Regions from separate parts of the Homo sapiens genome. Here all the other regions are linked to region 1. A link is a contact called in ENCODE Hi-C or POLR2A ChIA-PET data. All regions are on one chromosome and are shown on one strand. Each heading gives the region's core, a stretch centred on a gene start or an enhancer-like site at or near the end of the contact. The rest is flanking DNA. Distances are from core to core; before and after follow the strand shown.

Evidence for each region. A loop is a pair of places that touch in the nucleus more often than their neighbours do. ChIA-PET counts read pairs that join two places held with the same protein, here RNA polymerase II (POLR2A). Pooled maps may share reads with other maps.
Region 2: a pooled map shows a loop between it and region 1 (9-fold over the local background). The contact joins the enhancer-like site here to the promoter of CASK in region 1. A Hi-C loop is called at or near these places in 3 of 37 single-sample maps with no recorded cell type and 4 of 50 pooled maps.
Region 3: a map of B cell shows a loop between it and region 1 (12-fold over the local background). The contact joins the promoter of CXorf38 here to the promoter of CASK in region 1. A Hi-C loop is called at or near these places in 2 of 168 maps with a recorded cell type or tissue (B cell and CD4-positive, alpha-beta memory T cell) and 6 of 50 pooled maps. POLR2A ChIA-PET finds 5 or more read pairs at or near these places in 1 of 52 experiments (GM12878).

Annotation. Positions count from the first base shown.
Region 1 is chrX:41,921,953-41,925,383 of GRCh38, reverse strand. CASK (calcium/calmodulin dependent serine protein kinase) reads left to right here and starts at 1,830. Exons shown (of 27, transcript NM_001367721.1): 1 at 1,830-2,454. The coding sequence starts at 2,396. RefSeq lists silencers at 1,476-2,055, 2,326-2,375.
Region 2 is chrX:43,001,180-43,004,695 of GRCh38, reverse strand. No RefSeq gene overlaps it. Among named protein-coding and RNA genes, the nearest start is that of PINCR, 170 kb to the left of the region's middle. Within about 2 kb of position 1,660, at least 2 of the 41 ENCODE cell types and tissues checked have a DNase peak (open chromatin) inside an H3K27ac peak, as active enhancers do.
Region 3 is chrX:40,645,632-40,649,069 of GRCh38, reverse strand. It overlaps CXorf38 (chromosome X open reading frame 38), which reads left to right and starts at 1,509. Exons shown (of 7, transcript NM_144970.3): 1 at 1,509-1,765; 2 at 1,929-2,063. The coding sequence starts at 1,550. It overlaps MED14 (mediator complex subunit 14), which reads left to right. Exons shown (of 31, transcript NM_004229.4): 31 at 1-765. RefSeq lists silencers at 1,293-1,473, 1,309-1,608, 1,729-1,878 and an enhancer at 2,129-2,328.

The DNA of each region.
Region 1 (3,431 bases), core at 581-3,080:
GGAGAGCAACCACCACATTCTTCCATCTGTAAGTGAGGGAGTCTCTTTCCAGATCCAAACCAACTGTGATCCTATGAGCAGAGCACTTACTTATTTTTGCAATCGTCTGTCTCTCTTTTTTTCACCTGCACTTTCTTTTCTGTTTTACTTTATGATTGTCCTTTTCTACCTCTGAGCATAGGTCCCTGTAGAAGACAACAAACCCCAAAATGAAGTCGACAAGGCTTGGTATAGCTCAGTCTTGGGCTGGGGAAAAGAAGTGAAGCTGACAAGGTGACTTGAGAGGGTCCCTGTGCACTTCAGGGCAGAATGGAGTGACGCCTTATTCATTAGACATGAGCTGGACATGCCAACTTGTGGTGAGTAACTCTTGGACCCTTAAAGGAGGCAATGTTTCTCAAGTTCTGAAGCCCCCGTCTCTAGAGAATGCACAAGCTCTTTGAGAAAGGAGGAAAACCGTGTGCAATTACACTTGTCCTCTGATCTGCATTTAAAAAAAAAAAAAAGGTTTAGTACCCAAATCCTTAGCAGGCAAATCTCTCAGCCTTTTGAGGGAGTGGTCAAGGGTTTGCACGAAACGTTTCTGAAGAGAAAATAGGCTGTGAGTCTCCACATCACCCCCTCCACTTTGGTATTAATAAATACTTTTTTTAAAAAAAATACTGCACTGAGAAATTTACCAGACGATTTCTGGAAACTGACTTATGAACTAATTGGGCACTTTTGCTGTGCGGAGGAACAAAGACACTATTGGTCTTCAACTGAGGCATATACCTGTCTGATGGCGCTGGCTCATTCCGCACATGCTCAGTTGAACAGAAATCTTCATATTGAATGCAACCTAGCACAGCGGCAACACCCAGAACCTCACTCCCTGGCTGCTCCTGTGCCTGCACTCCCTCTAGTTGCATTCTGTTCCTGACAAGTCTAACATTTATAGGGAGTATAGAGAGCAGAGTAGGTCCTGGGAGTTTGAGGACAATATACAAATGAGCTTAAAGTCACGGTTTGTCCCTGCCTTCCTAGCTTCTCTCTAGGTTGGTCTCTAGTGAGGGTAGGCGCTGGATAGATATTTGTTGAGTTTGGGGCAGAACGTGGGAGAAGCTGTCTCTATAGATGACCGTTTGCTGTCGCACACCTTCCTAGGCAGTTTTTGTTTAGTCCTTTTCTTGGACGACCTCCCCTTACCCCCAGCCCTCATCTTCATTAAGGAATGACAGGGTAGCACTAAAAGCATCCGCTGCCAAGCACGGATTCAGTGACAACCTCTCTCCACCTCTCTTTTAGCTTTCTCATTCATTAGCACCCTTTCCCTGCCTCTTTTCCCAGCAAAAAACTGGGAAAGGCTCCCTGCGATTACAAAAGAAGGAAAGGGGAGCGGCCAGAGTTTCGTGCCTCTTGCCGGACAACGAGCGTGCAGCCGTGGACCTTTTGTCTCCAGCCCCTTTCGCGGCTTGGTCGCGGCTAGGCGCGGAGGCGACGACCCCAACCAGCCCCGCCTCGGCAGCTGCAGCCGGCGCGCCCCACTCAACCCCCCGCGCCCTCTAGAATCCCGGTGCCCGCCCGTTCGCCGTGACGCGGCCGGCGCCCCGCGCATGCGCCGCTCGGCCCGCTCCCCTTTCCCTGGGCCACCGCCTCCCGACCGGTTGGAGTGGGCGGAGCCTGTGGTTCTGGAAGCCGCGCCGCCGACGGGGGAGGAGGGCGTGTCTGCGCGAGGCGGGTGAGCGGGGCTGGCGAGCCGGTCGGCTGCTGAGGCGTAGGGGCGGAGCAGAAGGCGGCGGCCGCGGCTCCCGCCCGCACAGAGCGCCGGTCCCGCGAAGCCCCCTCCCACTCCCGGGCGGGCGGTGGCGGCTGCGGGAGGAGGAGAAAGAGGAGGGAGCGTCTCTGCCGCCGCCTCCTGGTCCCCAGCGCCGATCCGCCGCCGCCGCCACCTCCCTCCGCGGCGATCCTCGCTCCATGGTCCTGCCGCGGCCCCCTCTGTAGCCCGAGCTGCTCCGCGACGCGACGGAGCCGGCCTCGGACAGAGGGAGCGGTCGCGGCCTCGCGGCCCGCGCGGGCTGACGAGCGGAGAGCGCGACGCCGCGCGGTCCCCGAGGATCCGCACGCCGGGCAGCGCGGCCCGAGCAGCGCGAGAAGCAGCGGGCGGGCGGGCGGCGCCGGGCCCGGGCCGCCCTCGCTCCCGCGCCCCGGCCCCGCCGCCCGCGCCGGGGCGGTCGCCTGCAGAGGAAGGCGCCGCAGTCTCTGGGCCTCGCGGCCCCACTCGAGCGTCCTCGGCACCGAGGGCTCGCGGGTCCTGAGGGGAGGAGGCGATCCCGGGGCTGGGCACTGAGCTCTTGGGCGCCCCCACCCCCGTTTTCGAAGCCCTCCACGCTGCGGCCGCTATCCCCTCCGGACCATGGCCGACGACGACGTGCTGTTCGAGGATGTGTACGAGCTGTGCGAGGTGATCGGAAAGTGAGTCTCCACGCGAGGGAGCGGGAGTGTGGAAAAATGCATTTCAGTGATGCCCCGGTCTTCCCGCACCCGCTCGGGGCCTGCCCCCTGCCCTCCCTCCTTCCCCTCTTCCCCTCTCGTCCTTCTCATCCTGGAGTATTTATAGACGTGTACCTGGAGCTCCTGCCAGGCGGGGGCCTGGGGGTTCTCAGCGGTCCATTGAGGCCACCGAGCCGAGGTTGGCCACCCCGTAAGGCGTGGGGCCGGCTGCCTGCATTTTATCTGACGGTTGCACAGGGACGTGGCACAGCCGATTTTATAGTTGCTTCAGTTGGGGTTATTGTTACCTTGCATGTACCATAGACCATTTTTGAAACAGAGCAGCTTGCATTTCCTTTGCTTGTGTGGTGAGAGAGTCCAGGGTTTTAATTGTGGGGTGTGTGTCTATTGTGCGGGATATTAGACAGATGCCTTTGTGTACACCCCATGCTCGGATTGGAGGGGGTCATTTAAGACGGGGTGCTTTCAGTTTCAGCAAATTCCCTCCTGGTGTACACGAACGTGGAAAGAGTTGGGGGCATTCGAATTTTTAATGCCTTGTTATGCAATGACTGTTCAATCAGTGCTCGAGACTCCCCTCGACTGTTGTTGGGATGGTGGTTAGCGTGGTAGAGCCGTCTGCTTTGAGTCACCGGGCTGGTCTAGAATATAGAACTGACAGTCCAAATGCTCATCCTTTCATCTGTGTTGTATAATTACGCTGGGGAAAAGCAGGGAATCAGATTAATCACAGTGCTGATTGAGAATTAAATCTGCAGTTCCTCATCTAATTGTCCATTCCTTAAATCTATTTTGAATAGTTTCCTTTTCATTCTTGTCAAACAGTACTCCAAGTGCACAATCCTGCTAATTTGCTTGTGAAGGAAATGCTGGCAATCTGAAGTTGATTTCCTAACACAGCGTGTATTCTGCGGCTTTAGAAGTTGAGGAGATAAGAT
Region 2 (3,516 bases), core at 411-2,910, 1.1 Mb before region 1:
TTTGAGCTAAAAGAAGTTGAGAACCGGCCAAAGAGGGAAAAGCTTCCCACGTCCCCCTCAATTGCAAACTGTAAAACTCCCTGTTTGTAAAGGAAATTTTCGTTAATAAACGCATCTGTACCAAGAGGAGAACTACTCTGAAAGAACTTTTTTTAATCACCTGAAGACATATCTGCATACCAAGGCAACTTTTATTCATTATGTATTTCCTCCCTTCACCTTCTCATAATCTGCCCCCACCACTCCTCAGATACTCCAAGTCTCTTGTTCTGAGCTCCTGTACGTTTGGGAGCAGGTACAACTAGTCAGCATCACGTGCAACTAGAATCTCAAATACCAACTTACTCTGGGATATCTGCGATTCAGGTGTTGTTTCTGCATATCTTGAAAAAATTTTCAGTGTTATATTGTCTTTCTGAGCAATAATATTTATATGCTGTAATAAAAAATCCAGTAAAACTCCAAATATGACTTTCTGTTCACTACTAGATATATATATTTAGAGCATTTTAAGAGGTTTCTCTTCTAAAAATGAAAGTGACACTGTGATAACTGTAGGCCTTAGACCTTAGGAGACATTGCAACTTCTATGATTGCTCTCCCTGAATGCTGCAATGAGACTGTCACATAAGGAAGTTTATCTATCCTATTTAAGGATGAGAACCACAGAGCCCCAGCTGATGATTAGAATCAACTGCCAGACATGTGAGTGGGGATCTTGGGCCTTGCAGCCCAACTGATGCTCCAGCTGACAACGGTTGTATGAGTGAGCTCAGGTGAAACTAACAAAGGGATTTCCCTGTAAACTTACACACAACGGTGAGACATAATATTTTGTTGTTATTTAAAATTACTAATTTTAAATAATTTTTCAGGTGTCTCATTATGCAGCAATAGATAAGTGATAGAAGCAGAAATATTACTTGAGGCCGAGCATGGTGGTTTATGCCTGTAATCCCAGCACTTTTGGAGGCTGAGGCAGGAGGATTGCTTGAGCCCAGGAATTCAAGACCAGCTTGGGCAACATAGTGAGACGCAGTCTCTACAAATAATACAAAAAGTAGCTGGGACTGATGGTGTGCACCTGTGGTCCCAGCTACTTGGGAGGCAGAGGCAGGAAGATTGCTTGAGCCCAGGAGGCGGAGGCTGTAGTGAGCCATGATCATGCCACTGTACTCCAGCCGGGGCAACAGAGAGAGATCTTGTCTCTAAAAAAAAAAAAAAAAAAAAAGAAAGAAAAAAGAAAGAAAGAAATACTATTTGCCCAAGTCAGAGTATTATTATTTTCAGCATTTTCGTGACAAGCAGGTACAAGTTGTCCCTGTTCAGCTAAGTCACATGGCTTGGTAGGCAAAATCAGCTGCAATTCTGCAAACATAGTAACTGTGGTATAGTTTTTGTTCAGTGAAGACAAATTACCTATTTTATTATCTAAATTTTAAACCCTTTAATATGCTTTCCCAAAAGTTGTCTGAAAATTTTTTTAAAAATCACGAAAGAAAACTAGTGGAAAGCATGACCTAAAAAATGCAATGATTTTCTCAACCTGAAACCAGAAAAATAGAACATTCAAGTATTGAATGAGACATTTTAGTTCAAACTTTGAGGAAGTGACATTTCAGCATAGAACTGAAAGCAGTGAGGGAGTTTGCTGTGCAGTCATCTGGAAGAAGTGGACCAGGCAGAGGGAATAGGAAGCTCGTGCAAAGGCCCCAGTTCAGGAATGCAGTTGTCACGTTCTTAGTATGATTAACTTTTGATAACTATTTATAGTGAGAACAGTGTAGAATAACACAATTGAAAATAAGCTAAACTTTATGAAATTCTTTATTTTCAACATAAAGCGGGATACAAAGTTGACTAATAGAAAAGCAACTTCTGTCTCACTTTCAATAAAAAAAAACTAAAGGACATTGGCTTTAAGTATTTGCTAGCTCAAAATCTGGTTGTAATCTATGTCTCTACATCATTGCCTGGCTCTAATCTCCACCCTTATGACCAACCCAGGTGTCTGGGAGTCTAGTCCAAGTTTCTTGTTCTGAGCCCCTGTAAGTTTAGAAGCAGGCACAACTAGTAAACATCACATGCCACTGGAATCTGAAATGCCAACTTATTTTGGGTGTTCTGGGATTCAGGGGTTGTTTCTGCATTCCCTGAGAAAAATGCTCAGAGTGTTACATTGTCTTTCTAAAAAATAATATTTGTGTGCTAATAAAAAATCCTCCTGAAGTCTAAATATGACTTCTTGTTCACTACTAGATGTACATTTATGGCATTTTAAGAGGTTTCTCTTCTAATTTTTTTCTCTTCATAAAAAAGTATCAAATTTATTTTAATATGTAGTTTCATTTTAAAATTAGAGCTGTTGGACAATTGTTTGTAACTTAAAATTAATTATCAGAGGTGCATAAAACATTAACCAGTTATTAAATACTGACAGTGGATAAAATTACTGGACCAAGTATTTATAAATGCCAGGTTTAATAGTAAGAAGCTCCAGTTACACTACTTAGCTAAAAGAAACATGCTTTAGGCCAGGCGCGGTGGCTCACACCTATAATCCCAGCACTTTGGGAGGCTGAGGCAGGTGGATCACGAGGTCAAGAGATCGAGACCATCCTGGCCAACATGGTGAAACCCCGCCTCTACAAAAAATACAAAAATTAGCTGGGCATGTTGGCGCATGCCTGTAGTCCCAGCTACTCGGGAGGCTTAGACAGGGGAATCACTTGAACCTGGGAGGCGGAGGTTGCAGTGAGCTGAGATTGTGCCACTGCACTCCAGCCTGGTGACAGATCGATATTCTGTCTCAAAAAAAAAAAAAAAAAGAAAGCATGCTTTAGCTCTTCTAGTAATTGCACATTTTTATTTTTAAATAATTTATTCTTACCCAATTACTACCATGCCCAATGAAATTTTCCAAATTTTAAGACGTTCTTTACTACTTATGAAGTATGACTTAACTGTTAACTCTTTGAGAGTTCTTTGAGAGTTCTTGAAACATCATTTGAAGTCTTAAGTCTCACCTTGAACCTATTCGATCAAAAAATATTGAACATTACTACCACATAAATTAAAACAGAGAATGGGATAAAAAACCGAAAGTGGAATCTATATAAACAGCAAATTATGGGATAGTACATTCTATTTCACAGTGGTACTTAGCATACGAATAAACTGGTTCTTGGCTGAATGCGGTGGCTCACGCCTGTAATCCCAGCACTTTGGGAGGCCAAGGTGGGTGGATCACGAGTTCAGGAGATCGAGACCATCCTGGCTAACACGGTGAAACCCCGTCTCTACTAAAAATACAAAAAAAAAAAAATAGCCGGGCGTGGTGGCAGGCACCTGTGGTCCCAGCTACTCGGGAGGCTGAGGCAGGAAAATGGCGTGACCCTGGGACATGGAGCTTGCAGTAAGCCGAGATCACGCCACTGCACTCCAGCCTGGGTGACAGAGTGAGACTCTTGTCTCAAAAAAGAAAAAAAAAAAAAAAAGAATAAACTGGTTCCAAGT
Region 3 (3,438 bases), core at 260-2,759, 1.3 Mb after region 1:
CCTATTACATTTTACCTTAATGTTTATTTATCATCCAAGTGTTCTTGATATAAAATCAGTATACAGAAAATTTTAAGAGAACTTACATTCAAGGGACATAGAGGGAAAATGTTAATGTGTATTTCATTGTTTCTTGTGGAATTTTTTTTTCATTCGGTTTGAGAATGGACAGTGTGTCTAAGGATGTGATTTAAATTTACTTAGGATGGATTTAGCATTGAGGTTATTAAGACAAAGTTAGCAGAGGCCAGCCAGCACTGTGCTGCACAACTCCAGGAACTCCATGGTATGCTCACAATTTTCTGCAAGTTGCCTCCACTTCCAAGTGGCCAGTGATTTGTTAAAATACCTTGCCCAAGAATATAACTGATTGATGAAAGGGCATATTTAGGTCAATATAAAATAATAGCAAGTATTTACTGAGAGCTTACTGTGTGCTAGGCATTTTCTTAATATTTCAATGTGTATTTAATCCTCACAACAACCCAATGTGGTAGGTTATTGATATCCTCTTCTTAAAAATGAGTAAATGGAGGCCCAGAGAAATGTAATTTGCCTGAGATCAAATTAAGGTTGCTTAAGATCAAACTGCTAAGAAGGGGCAGTTTGAGTCTGAGCTAGTGCTCCTAAACACTGGACATTTTTGCTGTGAACCACAGTCGGGAAGGTTTAATGTTTAGACTCTTTCCTCAGAGGCTTTTAACTACACACAATTTTGACATGTTTTCCAAGCTCAGAAAGCTCATTAAAAACAACTAAAACTGACCTGACTTGTCACTTGGAGTTGACAATCCCAGTGCCTTCTGACCTTTGTGGCACTTCTTTGGAACTTAAATCAGACTTCCATGTGCAAGGAGCACTAATTATCATATAATCAAGAATACTAGATAATTATCGTCTAACCTTTGCTAGGTGCTTCAGGATGCCCTTATCTGGCTCAGGTGTGCAGCCTTCTAGAATCCAAGTGATGTGTTGCCCTAAACAGGCAAACGCCCCCTTCTGGGTGGTCCAGTGGCGGGGGATTTTGAGTTTTGGGTTAGCTTGGCACACCGCAGGCAGCCAGCGGTCACGTTTCACTAATACCTCAATTTGCTACAGCTGGTCTGTGGGCTTAGGAACCAGTAACTCTAGAATTGTATAATGCAAAGAACATACACGATTCAAGCAATGTGCCCTGAGCACCTTGTACATCTGGACAATAAAAAAAAGTTAAAACAGAAGTGCCCTACATTAGGAGAGGGAGTCGAATCGGATGCTGACAGGGTCTCTGTTTGGGGGACGAAGAGGGCCTAAGGGTTTCAAATAGTTAACTGCTTCCCCAAGCACCAAAGTTGTTAGACGTCAGACGTCAGACGTCACCCAAGTGGGGTGGAGCCGACGTGCCCCGGAAGTCAAGATGCCCCGCCCCGGGATCGGTGGCACCGCGCCGCGCAGGCGCAGGCGTCGCTGCCGCCGGCGCAGGCGCCGCTGCCTCGGGTACTTCCCAGGCTCCGCGCCTGCGCACTGCCGTCCGCCACGCCCCGCAACCTCCTGGTTCCAAGTGGGAGACATGGTGCTGTCGGAGCTAGCGGCGCGCCTCAACTGCGCCGAGTACAAGAACTGGGTGAAGGCGGGCCACTGCCTGTTACTGCTGCGCAGCTGCCTGCAGGGTTTCGTCGGCCGCGAGGTGCTCTCCTTCCACCGCGGCCTACTCGCCGCAGCCCCCGGCCTGGGGCCCCGCGCCGTCTGCCGCGGCGGCTCACGGTGCAGCCCTCGCGCCCGCCAGGTGAGCACCTGGCTCGGGGCCTTGACCACCGCCCCCACCCCACCCCTCCTCATCCCCGTTCCTGTCCCAGACCCAGAGCGCAAGTGTCCTGTTCCCTCCGCGATGCGGGGCCCACCGCGACGTCCCTCCCTCCTGGGCCCCTCCTCACCGCCGCCCCCTGTAGTTTCAGCCTCAGTGTCAGGTGTGCGCTGAATGGAAAAGGGAGATTTTGAGACATCATGTCAACAGAAATGGAGATGTGCACTGGGGAAACTGCCGGCCGGGCCGCTGGCCCGTGGACGCCTGGGAGGTGGCCAAGGTAAGCGCCTGAGGCGGGGACGGAAGGAGGAAGCGGCGGGTCACCCAGCACTCGGGGTGGCTATCTGGTCTTGTGGTCGCCGGGGCCTCATAAACAGATGCAGAGAGAGAGATTGATCAAGGGTCTAGGCGGTTCAGGGGTGGTATGCGGGACCCAACCCAGCTTAGTGAAGTAGAAGCTTTCTTCTACCCGTCTGCTTCCTGAGGGCATTTGAGTTTGTTACCCCTGCTTGGAAAGTTACAGGAAAGAGTTCTACAAGAGATACTGGGGCAAGATGCAGAGCGAGCATCATGAGCACAGGCAGGGAGGGAGGGAGACTCTTGTGTGGCCTGTTTGAGGGTAAGGCTCGCTGAACAGCTCATCAGCTCTTTTTTGGCTATAGGATGCCGTAAGGATGACAGAGTAAGCCAAGGGAAGTTAGGGCTAAAATAGCACCTTAAGTGCCCAGTTAAAGGCACTTTGGGTAGCTGGGAATGGGGTAGGCAGCCGGATCTGTCTTCAGATCTTGGCAATGTCACTTACTAAGTAGATCGAGTAGGAAATTTTTTTGCCCAGTAAGGGACGGAGAGGGACAGCCAGAAGTGGCTTCCTAACACAAATTGACTTTAGCAGTCAGTCTACATGCCAGTAGTTATCAGCAGGCACAGGGTGGGCACTGGAAAGGAGCAGTGCCTGGGAAGCAGATGATCTGAGTCCTGGATCAGCTGCCGTGGTGTGACACTGGGCCAGCTTGTGCTCCCCAATCTCAAAAATGAAAGGACGGCCGGGCGCAGTGGCTCACGCCTGTAATCCCAGCACTTTGGGAGGCCGAGGCGGGCGGATCATGAGGTCAGGAGATCGAGACCACGGTGAAACCCCGTCTCTACTAAAAATACAAAAAAATTAGCCGGGCGCAGTGGCGGGCGCCTGTAGTCCCAGCTACTCGGGAGGCTGAGGCAGGAGAATGGCGTGAACCCGGGAGGCGGAGCTTGCAGTGAGCGGAGATCGCGCCACTGCACTCCCGCCTGGGCGACAGAACGAGACTCCGTCTCAAAAAAAAAAAAAAAAAAAAAAAAAAAAAAAAAAAAAAAAAAAAATGAAAGGAATTGGGGCCGGGCGCGGTGGCTCATGCCTGTAATCCCAGCACTTTGGGAGGCCAAGGTGGGAGGATGGCTTGAGCTCAGGAGTTCAAGACCACCCTGGATAACATGGCAAAACCCCGTCTCTACAAAAAAATACAAAAATTAGCTGGGTGTGGTGGTGCATGCCTGTAGTCCCAGCTACTCAGGAGGCTGAGGTGAGAGGATCACTGGAGCCTGGGAAGTCGAGGCTGCAGTGAGCCGTGATCACACCACTGCATTCCAGCCTGGGTGACAGAGCAAGACCCTGTCTTAAA